Regions from separate parts of the Mus musculus genome. Here region 2 is linked to region 1. The links are chromatin loops, found by intact Hi-C in ENCODE. Cell type or tissue: left cerebral cortex. All regions are shown on one strand.

The links. Peaks named below come from ENCODE experiments on the same cell type or tissue, not always from the same donor. Only the 100,000 strongest peaks of a DNase experiment are listed, where the experiment ranks them.
Region 2: a loop joins it to region 1, with 2.2 times the contacts of the local background. A loop is called at or near these places in 2 of 42 quality-filtered maps.

The regions. Positions count from the first base shown.
Region 1 is chr19:33,387,517-33,395,516 of GRCm38, reverse strand. Gm29998 (predicted gene, 29998) reads right to left here and starts at 3,716. Exons shown (of 4, transcript NR_166828.1): 1 at 2,948-3,716. It also overlaps the pseudogene Rnls. In left cerebral cortex, a CTCF peak has its summit at 3,236; DNase peaks (open chromatin) are centred at 3,265, 3,481 and 3,734; H3K4me3 peaks cover 1,375 bases; H3K27ac peaks cover 900 bases.
Region 2 is chr19:33,781,791-33,789,790 of GRCm38, reverse strand. Lipo1 (lipase, member O1) reads left to right here and starts at 2,339. Exons shown (of 9, transcript NM_001323065.1): 1 at 2,339-2,437; 2 at 4,049-4,166; 3 at 4,913-5,111; 4 at 6,227-6,336; 5 at 7,483-7,619. The coding sequence starts at 2,339. In left cerebral cortex, no CTCF peak of the experiment used is centred here; DNase peaks (open chromatin) are centred at 2,345 and 3,052; H3K27ac peaks cover 452 bases.

The sequences.
Region 1 (8,000 bases):
CTCAAGCAGGTCAGGGAGTAGGAGCTGATGCAGAGGCCATGGAGTGATGTTCTTTACTGGCTTGCTTCCCCTGGCTTGCTCATCCTGCTCTCTTATAGAACCCAAGACTACCAGCCCAGAGATGGTCCCACCCACAAGGGGCCTTTCCCCCTTGATCACTAATTGAGAAAATGCCTTACAGCTGGATCTCATGGAGGCATCTCCCAAACTGAAGCTCCTTTCTTTGGGATACTCCAACCTGTGTCAAGTTGACACCCAAAACCAGCCAGTACAGATGGGTAAAAGCTCAATCATCTGCCAAGAGTGAGTTCAAAGTAGATTAACTATTCATGGTTACAGACTGGCAGTGTGGCAGATCAGCATGTCTGCTCCTCCCCAACCCCCTTCACCCTACCTGTCTCCCAGGAGGTCTTCCATAACCAAGAACACAAGGAGACAGGGACACAGGAAGACTACTCTAAACAGGGACACACAAGGCCTGCCCTACTCAGAGACAGCACTGCCTGCCTCCCAGAAAGCCTGCTCTAACCCCAGTCACACAGCTTTACCTATCTCTAAGGAGGGCTGCTCCAGTACAAGACACCAAAGACAGTTAACAGCAGAGTAAAAAGCAAGCACAAGGTCATAAGTAAGAGAAGCCAATGTAAACTGGCACCATCAGAACCCAGTTCTCCTACCACAGCAAAATCTGTATACCTTAGCACAGCTGAAAAGCAAGATTCTGATCTAAAATCCCATCTCATAGAAATAATAGAGGTCTTTAAGGAGGATATAAATAACTCCCTTAAAGAAATACAGGAAAACAGAGGCCTCAAAGAGGAAACAAATCCCTTAAAGAAATAAATACAATCAAGTAAGTGAAGGAATAGAACAACACAGTCCAAGACCTAAAAATGGAAATAGAAACAATAAAGAAATCACAAATGGAGGCAACCCTAGATATGGAAAACCTAAGAAAGAGATCAGGAGCTACAGCTGCAATCATGACCAACAGAATACCAGAGATGGAAGAGAGAATCTTAGATGTAGGACATATCATAGAAGATATCGGCATATCAGTCAAAGAAAGTAAGATAAAACATTCCTAACCCAAAACATCCAGGAATTTTGGGACACAATGAAAAGACAAACCTAAAAATAATAGTAATAGAAGAGAGTGAAGATTCCCAGTTCAAAGGGCCAGAAAACATCTTCAAAAAATCATAGAAGAAAATGTTCCTAACCTAAAGAAAGAGATAGCCATAAATGTACAGGAAACCCACAGAATACCAAATTGATTGAACCAGAAAAGAAAACCCTCCTGCCACATAATAATAAAAACACAAAATGTACAGGACAAAGAATGCATATTAAAAAGCTGTATGGGAAAAAGACCAAGTAACATATAAAGGCAGACCTATCAGAATTACACCAGACTTCTCAAGAGAGACACTTAAAGCCAGAAGATCTTGGACAGATGTCATATAGACTCTAAGAGACCACAGATGGCAGCCCAGGCTACTATGCCCAGCAAAACTGTCAATCACAGTAGAGGGAGAAATGAAGATATTCCATGATACAAACCAAATTTAAACAATATCTTTCTACTAATCCAGCCCTACAGAGGATACTAGAAGCAAAACTCTAACGCAAGGAAAGTAACTATACCCAAGAAAACACAAGAAATGAATTATCTCACAACAAAACCAAAAGAAGAGCCTCAAACATACATAATACCACCTCCAATGACAAAAATAACAGGAATTAAAAATCATTGGTCTTTACTATCTCTCAAAATCAACATACTCAATTCAAAAATAAAATGTCACAGGGTAACAGACTAAATATGCAAACAGGATCCATTATTTTACTGCATACAGAAAACACACCTCAGAAACAAAGACAGACACTACCTCAGAGTAAAGGACTGGAAAGTTTTCTAAGCCAAAGGGTCCTAAGAAACAAGCTGGAGTCACCATTCTAATATCCAATAAAATAGACTTTCAACCAAAATTAATCAAAATATATGGAGAAGGACACTTTATACTCATCAAAGGAAAAATTCACCAAGATGAAGTCTCAAGGCTGAACATCTATGCCCCAAATGAAAGGTCACCCACATTTGTAAAAGAAACTTGACTAAAGCTCAAACACACATTGAACTTCACACAATAATAGTGGGGGACTTCAATAACCAACTTCCAACAATAGGCAGATCATTAAAACAGAAACTAAACAGACACAATGAAACTAACCGAAGTTATGAATCAAATGGATTTAACAGATATCTACAGAACATTTCATCCCCAAACCAAAAAATAAACCCTCTTCTCAACACCTCGTGTAAACTTCTCCAAAATTGACCATATATTTGAACAAAAAACAAGCCTCAACAGATACAAGGAGATTGCATTAATCCCACACGTTCTATCAGATCACCAAGGACTACAACTTGACTTCAATAACAAAAGCAACAGAAAGTCCACATACTCATGTAAACTGAACAACTCTAAAAACAGCTTCGAATCATTTTGCATTCAATGCTTTTCCTGTTCTTTTACTGCTAAGCTTACAAGTATTCTTAGGGTATCTATGTTCACCCACATTTTCTTCAAGTTCTTTTCTTAGATTAAAAAAAACTGATCAAACAAAAATTTGATGACAGGAATTTTTGTCATCAGAACACATTAAGCAAAACTTGACTTTTAACTGTTTTTATTATTGGATACTATTGTCAAGGTTCCATAGCATTTTTCAGGTAATTATTTTTAATGGTTCCTATTTTTCATTGCTTTTTTTTTTTTTTTTTAATTGAGAACTTCTTAGGGCAAAGTTGATGCCAGGGCCATGGTAGTGACAGATTCTACTTTACAGAATATTCCTTCATTCACAGTGATCCCATTTTGACACAGAAGTTTGTATTTGTGGACATGGTAAGTGAGACAAAATTTTCTGGTGAACCAAGTACCTGTATTCTTCACAACTTTGGAAAGGAGGTATTATTTTCCACATTTTGCAGTCACTGAGGAGCCAATGTCAGGAAGGACACATAATTTATAGTCTCTGAGGTGGTGTAACAATGATTAAAAAAAAAAAAGTCTCTGATTTCAAAACCCTCTGTCACCTGAAGAGGCCTATAAAACCACAGAAGAAATCTGGCTGTGGCTTTGCTGCTGACTCCTCTCCCTCACTTCAGTCATCCTCAAGAGGCCAACTGGCGGTGACTTCCTGATTTATCCTCCAGGGGACGATGGGATTGGGGCTCACCGGGTAACCAAGCTGCCCGGTGGAGGCCTGGGCAGAAAGTCGCCGGGGCCTCAGTCACCCCTGTGGGTTCTCCGCGCTCTCAGGAGCAGACGTCTCGCGCAGGGCACCGCCCTGCCTGACCCACGCGGGGACACAGTGGTAGAGTGGGACGGCGAGGCTCCGCGTCTCTGTCAGCGGCCTAGCCGAAGGGCAGCCGCCATGTCCCGGGTACTGGTCGTGGGCGCTGGGCTAACCGGAAGTCTGTGTGCCGCGCTGCTGAGGAAGGAAATAACCGCCCCCCTGTACCTCGGCCTGTGAGACAAGGGTGGGGATATAGGTGAGTTGTTAGGACAGCCAGAGCGTAACAGGCCTCTCCTCGGTGAAGTAGGCGGGCCACCCAGTCGCTCTGAGAGAAAATCCCAGTCAGTGGGGGCTTCTCCGGCGCAGACGCCGCGGCTGAGCGCTCTCCGTGTGAGAGCTGTCACGTGACTGGAGGCTGCTGCCGCCCAAAAGCCGCTTCTGGTGTAGAGAGGACTGGACCCGGAGCCCTGCCCAGAGGCGGTGCACAGAGCCCTGCCCAGGGAAGCTTGTGACCCGCAAGCATCCGCCCACCGGAGCCCTGTGGGCTAAGCTGCTCTCTATCATTGAAGCTTTCTCCAGGATGCAGATCCCCAAATCCACCTCGACCAAGACTTCCCAGACGTCTAGAATAAGAGGCCTTCTTGTACATCCTGACTGAGGAACGTTTTTTTTACTCCTTGTGGCGTTCCATCCGTTTAGTTTTAGTCATCCATTAATTCGTTCATTTGTTCAGATTAACACAATTTGTACTAATGACATTGTAAAGCAATGCTGTATTATTCATGAGTTTCATGAGTTATTTCCTCAAATTAAAAACAAAACCAAACAACAACAACAACAAAACAAAAAACAAAACAAAAAAAACAGGACCAAATAACCAAGATAATGAGCGATATAAAGTCTTTAGCTTACCTTAATGAGTTTAATGTATTTGGACAAAGACAATAAAGCAACCAAGCTAGGGTGACTTGTACAATTTCAAGAAGTTCATTTATGACTGACAGTTGCTTATGAATTATTTTAAGGGGGAAGAATGATTACTGCCAGCAGTCCTCATAATCCCCGATGCACAGCTGACTTGGGAGCTCAGTACATCACCTGCTCTCCTCATTATGTCAAAGAGCACCAAAAGTAAGTTAGTCACCACAAGTTTTAGTAGATACATATGTGGTGTAAAATGATACAGATCATCCATTCTAAAACATTTTAAACTTTGCCTCTTATGACAATGACATGTTCGTATTGTCCTTATGAAGGTTGGATGAAATTGTATATGGAACAATAAAAAGGGACCCTCAATAACATGTAGTTAGTTGCTGGTGTGGAAGATGGCAGATAGTAATGACAGTCAGTATTTTCCTTATTTTTTTATTAAGTATTTTCTTTATTTACATTTCAAATGTTATTCCCTTTCCTAGTTTCCCCTCCAAAAGTCTGCTATCCTCCCCCATTCCCCTGCTCCCCAACTCACCCACTCCTGGTTCCTGGCCCAGGCATTCCCCTATACTAGGGCATAGAACCTTTACAGGACCAAGGGCCTTTCCTCCCATTGATGAGCGACTAGGCCATCCTCTGCTATATATGCAGCTAGAGCCACGAGTCCCTCCGTGTGTTTTCTTTGGTGGTTTAGTCCCAGTTAGCTTTGGAGTTACTGGTTAGTTCACATTGTTGTTCTTGCTAAGGGGCTGCAAACCCCTTCAGCTCCTTGGGTACTTTCTCTAGCTCCTTCATTGGGGACCCTGTGTTCCACTTCTGTATTAGTCAGGCACTGGCAGAGCCTCTCAGGAGACAGCTATATCAGGCTCCTTTCAGCAAGCTCTTGTTGGCATCTGCAATAGTGTCTGGGTTTGGTGGTTGTTTATGGGATGGATCCCCAGGTGGGGCAGTTTCTAAGCACATTTAAAATGAGGCATATAATACTTTTCTATGTACTTTTCTTGTTTATAGAGTGAAGTAGGAGTTGGCTAACATCAGCAGATTTACATATTCTTGAAGCATTTCTGTTCTTCAAGTTTTGTTTAAAATCATATCCACTGCTTAATTATATGAGGATTTATAGTGTGATTTGATGTTTAATGTCAAATGGTTAGATAAAGCAAGACAGTTGTAGAGCTAATTAAACTATACATTTACATTTAATGATTATTTCAGTTTTTATGAGGAACTGTTAGCTCATGGAATTTTGAAGCCTCTGACATCCCCCATTGAAGGAATGAAAGGGAAGGAAGGAGATTGCAACTTTGTGGCACCTCAAGGATTTTCTTCAGTTATCAAGTACTACTTGAAAAAGTCAGGTGGGAAATGGATTTTCTCTGTCTCTTAGGATAAAAGTTGTGGGTTAAATGCTGGTATCGTATAGATTATGAAAATAGTTAAACTCTCAGTCAGCCTTTCCTTCCTCCAAATAACCCTGACCTCAGTTTTGAGTGTGTGCACTTTTACAAATTTTGGTTTTCCTATGCATGAAAACAAAGCTCTGTCACTAATTACTATTCATTTGTTTATATTCATTTCCTTAAAATATGAGCAAAGGGGATTATTATAGAAACTATTCAGTATCTTTCTGTTTCATATCTTTGGCATGTTTTTAATCAACAAATTTAACTTGCTTTCTTTTCTTTAATGATATCCAAAATAGGATAGTATGTGTGTGTAATCATTTATTCAACTTTCTTGTGTACATTTCTATTTTGAAGATTGGGAAGATGTCTGTGTTTCTGAGTATACAAACGCACTTTTCTATCCCTCTCCTTGGCATAACAGTAGGATGTATTGAATCCAATAGATTGTGCTTCTCTTAAAGACCAACTCATTGGTAGTGAATGATTATGTTCCTCACATGGATATCATACCACCTGCAATGGGCTGGGCTATCCCTCCAGCAATCAATAATTAAGAATATGCCCTATAGCTTGTTTTTATGGAGGCATTTTGTTTTTGCTTTTTGTTGTTGCTGTTGTTTATATTTGACCATTTTTATTGTTTAAAGCATTTAATTACTTCATAATCAGAGGTATATTTTGTTTATACACATAGTGAAAGCAATGGGGATGTCAACATAGTTAATCTTCAGTGTCTGCACCTCAAATTTCCAACTTAAAACACTGAAAAAAAAATCTCACAGCTCTGACTTTCTACTGTTCTGTTTTGTTTTGTTTTGTTTTGTTTTGTGTTGTTTTCTCATTTGTCATTGTTACTTACTAGTGTGGGATAATTGAGAGTAACAAAAGGACTGTAGCTATCACTTACTAACTGTTTTGCTTTGTTTGTTTGCTTTCTTGAGATAGGGCTTCTTTTAAAAAACAATAGTTTGTTTCTTTTGCAGAAACAACTATCTAACTGCTTTTGCACAGTAGTATTTACATTTACCATTCTCTTTCCTGTCCATATGTTTACTTTTTTCTAACCCTGATATGAGGAAAGTAAGCCTGTGTAGTTCTCTCTCACAGTTCTCCCTGCTGACTAATTATGACATGTATTTATCCCGTACAATGTTCTTTCAGGGATGCTGGAAAGTAGCATACAAACTATAGATGAATTTCCCTTTTTTTTTCTTTGTTTGTTCTTTTTTTCTTTGATATTTTCTTTATTTACATTTCAAATGTTATTCTCTTTCCTGGTTTCCCCTCTGAAAATCCTCTACCCCATTCCCCCTCCCCCTGCTCACCAACCAACCCACTCCCGCTTCCCTGTCCTGGCATTCCCCTACATTAGGGCATTGAGCCTTCTTAGGACCAAGGGCCTCTCTTCCCATTGTCCAACAAGACCATCCTCTGCTACAAATGCATCTGGAGCCATGGGTCCCTCCATGTGTACTCCTTGGTGGCTTAGTCCCTGGGAGCTCTGGGGGGGGGGGTCTTGTTGGTTGATATTGTTGTTCTTCCTATGGGGCTGCAAACCCCTTGAGCTCCTTCAGTCCCTTCTCTAACTCCTCCATTGGGGACCCTGCACTCAGTGCAATGGTTGGCTGCAAGCATCCTACTCTGTATTTGTCAGGCTCTGGCAGGGCCTCTCAGGAGACAGCTATATCAGGCTCCTGTCAGCAAGCACTTGTTGGCATCCAAAATAGTATCTGGGTTTGGTGACTGTATGTGGGATGGATCCCCAGGTGGGGCAGTCTCTGGATGGTCTTTCCTTCAATCTCTACACACTTTAATCAGTACATTTAAATTTCTTTCCTATGTCTTCAGGTCTCATCAAAACATTTCCAGGTGCTGCTAAAATGCAATCTGTGAGAAATGGTACAAGAAAAATTTGCTTCTATTTTCCTCCTTAAAATAGAGGAAACTGGATAGGGACATGGCTTAGTGGGTAAGAGGCTTGCTGTGAAAGCAAGATGACCTACATTTAAATCCCCAGAGCCCACACAAAGGCTGGGTGTGGCAGCAAGTGCCTGTACCCCAAGCAGAGGCAGGGAGATCTCAGTAGTTTGACAGTCAATCTAGCTGAAATGGCCAGCTTCACATTCAGTGAAAACTTTCCTCAAAACATTGGGTAAAGAACATCTGATAGACTCCTCTTTCTGGCCTCCACATGCTTAAACACAGATAGGTATGTCTGTACTACACACACACACACACACACAAAACACTGGAAGGAAGCTGGGAATGAACTGTAATAACAATATAATAGAAACACATTTACCTTTATAAAATGTCTAATCCCTGTTAGTCTTCTATCTATATAGCTGTGTG
Region 2 (8,000 bases), 390 kb before region 1:
AAGTGATAACCTGTGAAAAGAACTTACAGAGATGTTCCTATGGAAAGAGCTTTAAGGTAACACAGAAATGTTAATAATAGTAGAACTATCTTGTGAGACAGTATATTTTATTTGAATTTTTATATAATACTTTCATAAACCATTGGTTGCCACATGTAGCTTACAAGTGGCTGTAATTGTGCTTACGATATTTACTGTAATAAAGAATATTTATTTAGAATAGATTTGAACAATGATCTTGCCCAATTTCTGAGTCTGAAAGAAAACACCACACAGTGGATGCATTGTAAAATGGGTCCATATGGTTCAGTCTTCTGTAGATTTTAGGGAAATGGTGTTTGCTCAGTTCTGGGGGCTGCAAAATGCCAGGAAACATAGTACAGTAAGAAGTGTGTGGAGAAGGGGTCCCAGAGACATCTAGGAATCAAATGATAGAGACAAGCCAGATGCATTTTTTGCCTTTTTTTTTTTTATAACAAAATGTCCTTTGGAATCATCACTTCCACCCATATGTGACCTACTTCTGAGATACAGCATGGATCCATTTAATGATGAGGTTCTCCTGACATAGTAATTGCAACAAGGCCCCATTTCCAAAAGGTTCCACAGTATTTGCACTGTAACTCTGAACAGCAACCTCCCAGCAATAGACCCTGGGACACAAGTCACATTCGAGTAGTACCATATGCATTCCCTATTATCAATATGTGAGGGTCCCCCCCCCCGGGATATGGGATTAGACATTTCTGAATGTTTTAAAACATCATTGCTAATCATGCTTTGTCACTTTTATGTTCTGAAGATATCATCTCCCAAATCTATACACATGTTGCTCTTAAGTGAGTTACAGGGGAAAATGTCTTTAAAGTGGCATTGTTTACAATCGCTATCTATTACTTTGTTCATTCTGTACTATATATCTCAGATTTCAAATTATTCAGTAAGGAAATATGGTTATAATTACTATTTTGAGGAAAATACAGCCTGGTGAGTGGTTGTTCAGCTTAAAATCTAAAGAAAGCTTCAGTCTTCACACTAAGGTTGCAGTTGTAGAGGAGGGTATTGGCAGGTGATGAGTCCAGAGCTAAGAAACCGTGTCAGTTGTGAGAGCTTTGCAACATTTGACATTTGATTTGACAAGCATCCAAGTTCATGGTTAAAGTAGGCACTGTCCATTTCTATAAAAGGTCATCCAAAAAATACATTCATGCTATATTAATAGTGAGCAGGATGGGAAAAAAAGAGAGAATTAAAATTTTATTTGGACTACAAGATATCAAATTAATTATATTTGGGACCAGTAAGTATGATACGCTATTAATTGTATTGGTTTAGGCTCAGTAGTAAAACAGCTAGATGTTATTTAGACATTATTTAGATAGTATTTAGAGAGAGAGAGCACACCATGAAGGTTGGCATTTACAATACTGATTTTATTACTAAGACTATTTGTCTAATTCATATCTCTTTTTTACCTTGCTTGGTATCTTGATATTAGGGAATTGAATAATAAAATAAGGTGAAAAAAAAGAAAAACAAGAAGCCACATCCTGTGCTTGGAACAGGAAAAGGGACGCAATCTAGTGGGTTCACCTAAACTAACAAATTTGTGATGATTAAAACTTTGTTCTCAATTGGCACTTTAAAATTAGGCTTAGAGAGGGGATGGAAAAGAGATGTTTATGTCTCATGACTTTTTTAAGCACATATTTTAGAAATTCAAAGAATAGTGGTGGAATACCTAGTTAGGAAAGAAGGCAGGAAAGTTATGGTGGACAGAAAGGATTCCTTGTAATACATATCTTCAACATGTGGAAATCCATTCACCTGGTTTTTCATTCATCTCTGCTATCATTTTTTTAACCTTTCCTCCTATCCTCACTCTGATGCAAAAAAAAAACTAAAGGCTTGGATGCTTGTCAAATCAAATGTCAAATTAAGTAATTTCTTTAAATCATTAACCAATAAATTGTATACTAATCTTAGTCCTTTCGGGTAAACCTCAAATAGGCATCAGTGAGGTTTTATAAGCAAATTAGTTAAGATTATTTTGTTTTTAGGAACTGCTAAGAAACAGGCAGATTTTATAAAACATATTGTCAATTTTAATTATATCTAAGCTGACTTTTAATTATATCTAAGCTGTTCTTTGTCCCATAGTTTTCTGCTGTATTTATTTTAAAGTTTTTGAGTTCATCTAAGATTCTTATTATATAATATGAAAATTTTCAGTGAAGGAAGGCTGCATATGGACATAAAATATATGCAATAAACTGAGATACACAGTACCATGCCTTTTGCTCCTTCATGAAAATAACTATTTCCCTGCAGGTTTAAAATGCTGTGGCTGCTGAGAACAATGTGCCTTATCCATGTACTTGGAAAAATATTTTGTTTAATTGGACCAAACAAGAATCCTGAATCTAACATGAATGTTGTAAGCTATTCATTTTTAATTTATTTTTTAATTCTTTAATTATTTTTATAGGCCTGGCTTCATCCCCATCCTCGTCTGCCCCACTCGACCGCTCCCCATTCCATACCTCCTCCCCCAGCCCCATCTCCAAAAGGATGCCCCCAGCCCCACCCCACCCCACCAGAACTCCCAACCTCCTAGAGCCTCAAGTCTCCGGAGGGTTAGGTACATCTTCTCTCATTGAGGCCAGACCAGGCAAACCTCGGCTGTATCTGTGTTGGAGGCACCATATCAGCTGGCATATGCTGCCCGGATGGTGTCTCCATGTTGGAGAGATCTCGGCGGTAAGATCAATTGAGGCTTCTGCTCTCTACATGGGGCCCGCCCTCCTCCTCAGCTTCTTCCAACTTTTTCCTAATTCAACCACAGAGGTCCCCGGCTTCTGTCCAGTATATTAATTGGGTGCTGGTACCTGCACCTGATTCTTTCAGCTGCTTGTTGGGATTCTCAGAAAGCAGCCATGCTAGGTTCTTGTCTGCAAGCACACCGCAGCATCAGTAACAGTGTCAGATTCCCTGGCTGCTGCTTGAGCTGGATTCCAATCTGGGCCTCTCACTGAATCTCATTTCTCTCATGTTCTTCTCTATTTTTGTCCCTGCAGTTCCTTCAGGCAGGAACAATTCTGAGTCAGAGCTTTTGACTGTGCGGTGGCAACCCCATTCCTCCACTTGTCCTGCCACTAGAGGTGGATTCTACAAGTTCCCACTCCCCACTGTAGGACTTCATCTACGGTTCCTCCTTTTGAGTTCTGAGAATCTCTCAACTTTCAGGTCTCTGCTACATTCTGGAGGGTCTGCCCCACCTCCTACCTCCCAAGGTTGCCTGTTTCCATTCTTTCTGCTGGCCCTCAGGGCTTCACTCCTGTTCACCTCCCCCCACAATACTTGATCATGTTCCCCTCCTCACTTTTCTGTCTCCTCTCCCTCCCAGCCCCCTCCCACCGTCTGCCCTCAAAACTGCTTTCCTCCCCACTGTGTCCTTCAGCTTGTTAACCTTCTTGAGTCCTCTGTGTTATGTCCTGGGTATTCAATACTTTTTTGGCTAATATCCACGTATTAGTCAGTATATACCACGCATGTCTTTTTGGATCTAAGTTACCTACTCAAGATGAAATTTTCTAATTTGCTTGAAAAACTCATGTTGTCCTCGTTTATAGCTGAGTAGTATTCCATTGTGTAAATTCTCTGTATCCATTTTTCCATTTGTGAGACATCTGGGTTGTTTTCAACTGTTGGCTATCTTAATTAAGGCTGCTATGAACATAGTGTAACACGTGCCCTTGTGGCATGCTCGAGCATCTTTTGGGTATATACCCAAGAGTGGTATTGCTGGGTATTCAGGTAGATCTATCTACAATTTTCTAAGCTATTCTTATCACTAATAAAATTAAATGCATCTGCTTTATCTCTGTGAGTTTATTTGAACCTTTCTAAATGGCTGCATCTCTTACAATCTGAACAGTGACCAGAATGATGACTTAATACCAGGAAGAAATAATTCTATTTTAAGGAACTTGAGAAATGAGTATTTTCAAAATTCATGAAAATCATTATTGCATGTTTTCTCTTGTAGAGTCAGATTATTAAACACTGGGAATATCCAAGTGAAGAATATGAGGTTGTGACTGATGATGGTTACATTCTTCCAATTAACCGAATTCCTCATGGGAAGAACAATGCTAATAGTTCAGGTAAGATCTGAGTGAGATACATACTGAAGCTCTCAGCACCCTGAGGCAAGGACATGCTAAGCTATGACTTACAAAATAGTTACCTCCAAAGTGAGTGATTTCAAAAGAGTAATCAGAGATCCATGGTGCCCATGACTACAACAGGGGCTTAAAGGAACCAAGCTTTCATTGGTCCCTGTGAGAACAAGAATGTGCTTCTACAGAGGTAGCTGAGCCCCTAAATAATTTTCAAGCACACTGCATCTGGGAAATCCTTTTGTTACCTGTTGTGAGTATTCATAGTTTATATTCCAGATGTTAATACATATGATTTGGTCCATTCCTCATATCCACCTAGAAGCCCTTGATGTTCTTAGAGTCCAGTGAATTTTAAAAGAAACTGCATATTAATCTTTAGATGTTTAGCAATTAGTATTTTTGTACATTTGACTCTTGGATTTTTGATAGTATGAACCATTCCTTTTAAATAACTACAAACTATAAAATCTAAAAGATTAACAGATATAGGAAAATTTATGGTTGATGAGGGTGTGGTAGGAAGGAGATCAAAATCCTATAAAAACAACTCTTTTTTGTGTGTGCAGTTCCATATTGATTGACTAACTGACATAAGTGAAATGAAGTCTTAGTACATCCCTGTGTGCTAGTTTCAAAATCTTTTGGTTCCATTATGAATATTTGATTTTCTTGCTTACATTGTCAGTAGACTCTAATGGTGTAAAGCATGTTCATGATTGTTTTTGCAGCCCCAAAGATGGTAGTATTTTGTCTCCCTGGCTTGTTTTCAACTGCTGGTGTATGGGTTTCCAATCCCCCTGACAACAGCCTGGCCTTCATCCTAGCAGATGCTGGGTATGATGTGTGGTTGGGAAACAACAGAGGAAGTACCTGGGCAAAGAAACACGTGACCCTCAACCCAGATTCTAAAGAATTCTGGGCTTTTAGGTAGGGAACAATTCCCTGTGATTTCTACTTTTGTGTTAAAAGAATGTCAAATAGTTTAATGGTTAAATAATTTTGTGGGTCTGAATTGAAGACATTTCACTTAGAATGATTTTAAAAGAATGATTTGGGTAATATAGTTTGGACCTTTGTATTATGATTACTATACCTAATAATTATAATAAAATTGTCATTATAGTCTTCTTGAAATATTAGTCCACTAATAAATCCAGTTAATTTTAAAATTATTCAGTGTGTGTGTGTCTGTGTGTGTGTGTGTATATGTATGTAAATGCTTCAGTTTGTTTGGAGAGGCCAAGAAACAACTTAAGAAAATTTGCTATATACTTTATCCATGTTGGTCCTGGGGATAAAGTCAGTACAACCAGCTTGGTAACAAATGCCTTTACTCACTGAGTTTTATCAAAAGGCTCACCGATGTCTGTATAAACTTGTTTTATTGAAGTAAATTTGATATATTTTTAAAAATGATTTGGAAAACAGACATTTGCCTACAACCATTCTCAATTACTTTTTCTTTAAGCATGCATTCTGATTTTTTTGTGTGTGCATGATTTTGTGTATGAATTATGTAAATATTATCTCATTAATTTGTTTAATCAACTTCCTTTACGTATTCATCTTTATACCTCTAGCAATCTCTCTCTCTCTCTCTCTCTCTCTCTCTCTCTCTCTCTCTCTCTCTCTCTCCCTCCCACCCCCAAGGAACCTTGGCATAGATTTTGCAACCTACTTCCCAATTCTAAATCATATAATGGTCATATGAAGAACCTAGAATTTTTAGAAAATTGACTCTAAAGCAAAAGTGCTCTGAATTATGTCTAACATTTCATTCACTAGGCACATAGCAAAGATATCTTAATTCTGTGCAATGTAAATAACTGTGGACAAATGTCATGGGAAATTTGTAATCACAAAGAAATGGTGATCATAAGGTGGCAACATAGTGAACAAATGGATAGTAATCGATAATTGCCAACACTTTGAGAACCATGTTACCTTTCATATAGATCACATAGAGACATCACTTAAAACAGAAATTATTTGCCTATTAGTTAGTAACTAAATCACTTTTTCTCCATTCTGTTTTCTTGCAGTTATGATGAGATGATAAAATATGACCTTCCAGCCATCATTAATTTCATTCTGGAGAAAACAGGACAAAAGCAAATTTACTATGCTGGCCATTCTCAAGGAACCCTAATCGGTATGCAAGGAAGAACAATGTTGAAGTTGTATGCTGAAGAACAAACATATACATATAATTTACACCACTTGGTAAAACACAGAGAAGCTCTGACATATGATAACAACTGTAGCCTGATTTAAAATGTAAAATGTTGAAATCACAGTATCTATTGCATAAAATATTTAAATTAAGTCCATAATGTGAAGTACTCCTAGGGTTTTCTATACCTAGAAGTTATGAGACTAATCATTGTGTGGTGTGTGTGTGTGTGTGTGTGTGTGTGTGTACTCACGTGAGTGTTCTTTCTCAAATGGCATTATATATATTGAAAATTGGAGTGTCCATTTTCTTAGAAAATGCTCTATGAATCTGTCTCCACTGTCTCATTCAGCTCTTACACAGATTTGATTGAGATTGTTTGGGTTTGTACAAAGAATATACTTTCAAAGGACAAATGTGACCAAGAACAGATGGTCAAGGAAGATATTCTTAACTAATGTATCCATTTTTCCAATTTATAATGTGACAGACAGAATGATTGTAGATAGATAAGTAGATTGATATATAGGTGTGCACCTATACGAGTGGGCCGGCTATTCTACATGGAGGACATGTGAAGGAAAATCATTAAAAATCTAGAGATCGTTAAAATCAATGTGTGATACTTTGTGTAGGTGTCTCTTCCGAGAGTCAGGGAAGACTTTAATGTTTAAGAGTACTGAGTGGATTCTTAATTACGGTCAGCCCCAAATATGTGAAAAACTCTAAGGCCATCTGTAATTCTTTAATTAATGTAAATAAGCTTCCATTGGTGAGAATACAAAACAAATTAAGTACAACAGCGCAGAGAATAAAATGCCAACGTAACAGAATTCCAGAAATTATTAGAGAGATCTCTCAAAGACCAGAGTATGTTTCCTCTTCCAGACTTTTTTTTTTTCTAATGGTAAGTCATAAACAGCATCATTCACAGTAAGTGGTGGGGGGGAGATGCAAATTGAAGAGATGAGTAAATTAAGGGAAATCTTCAGGAACGAGTTTAAATGTCTGCAAAAAGCAAACATAATCTCTGTTGAAAAAAACATATCTATGCAGAAAATGTTAAGAATGGAGAACAACAACTACATAATTTGTGTTTATATTCATATGTATTATTTCTTTCAGCTCTGGGGGCATTTGCAACAAATCAAGAACTGGCTGAAAAGATTAAACTCAGCATTTTAATAGCTCCAATTCATACTGTTAAATATGTCAAAGGTTCTGGGCGCCTTCCAGCTTATTTTACTCCAACGGCTTTCAAGGTTTGTGATGAAGTCAAAGTGGTGGTATACTTACACTTTTCCAAACAAGTTTGCTAAGGAAGAGATCTACCAGTACAGTCTTTTGCCCATTCACCCACACCTCCTCCCTTGATGGCTGCAGAAAGTCTCTCCTCAAAGTTTGCCAGTCTGCACTTTGTCCAATGCACTCTCCTTAGGATGGATATATTTTTAATATTTATTCTTCTTCATATTAATTTATATTTTATTTTTGACAATTTTATACATTAGAACTATACCGACATCATTCCCATCCCTTCCTATTCTCTTCCAATTCCTCTGTGCCCCTTCCCTTGCAAGTTCATGACTGTCTCCTTCAGTATCACCATTACACATACATGTACATACTAAGTTCATTCAGTG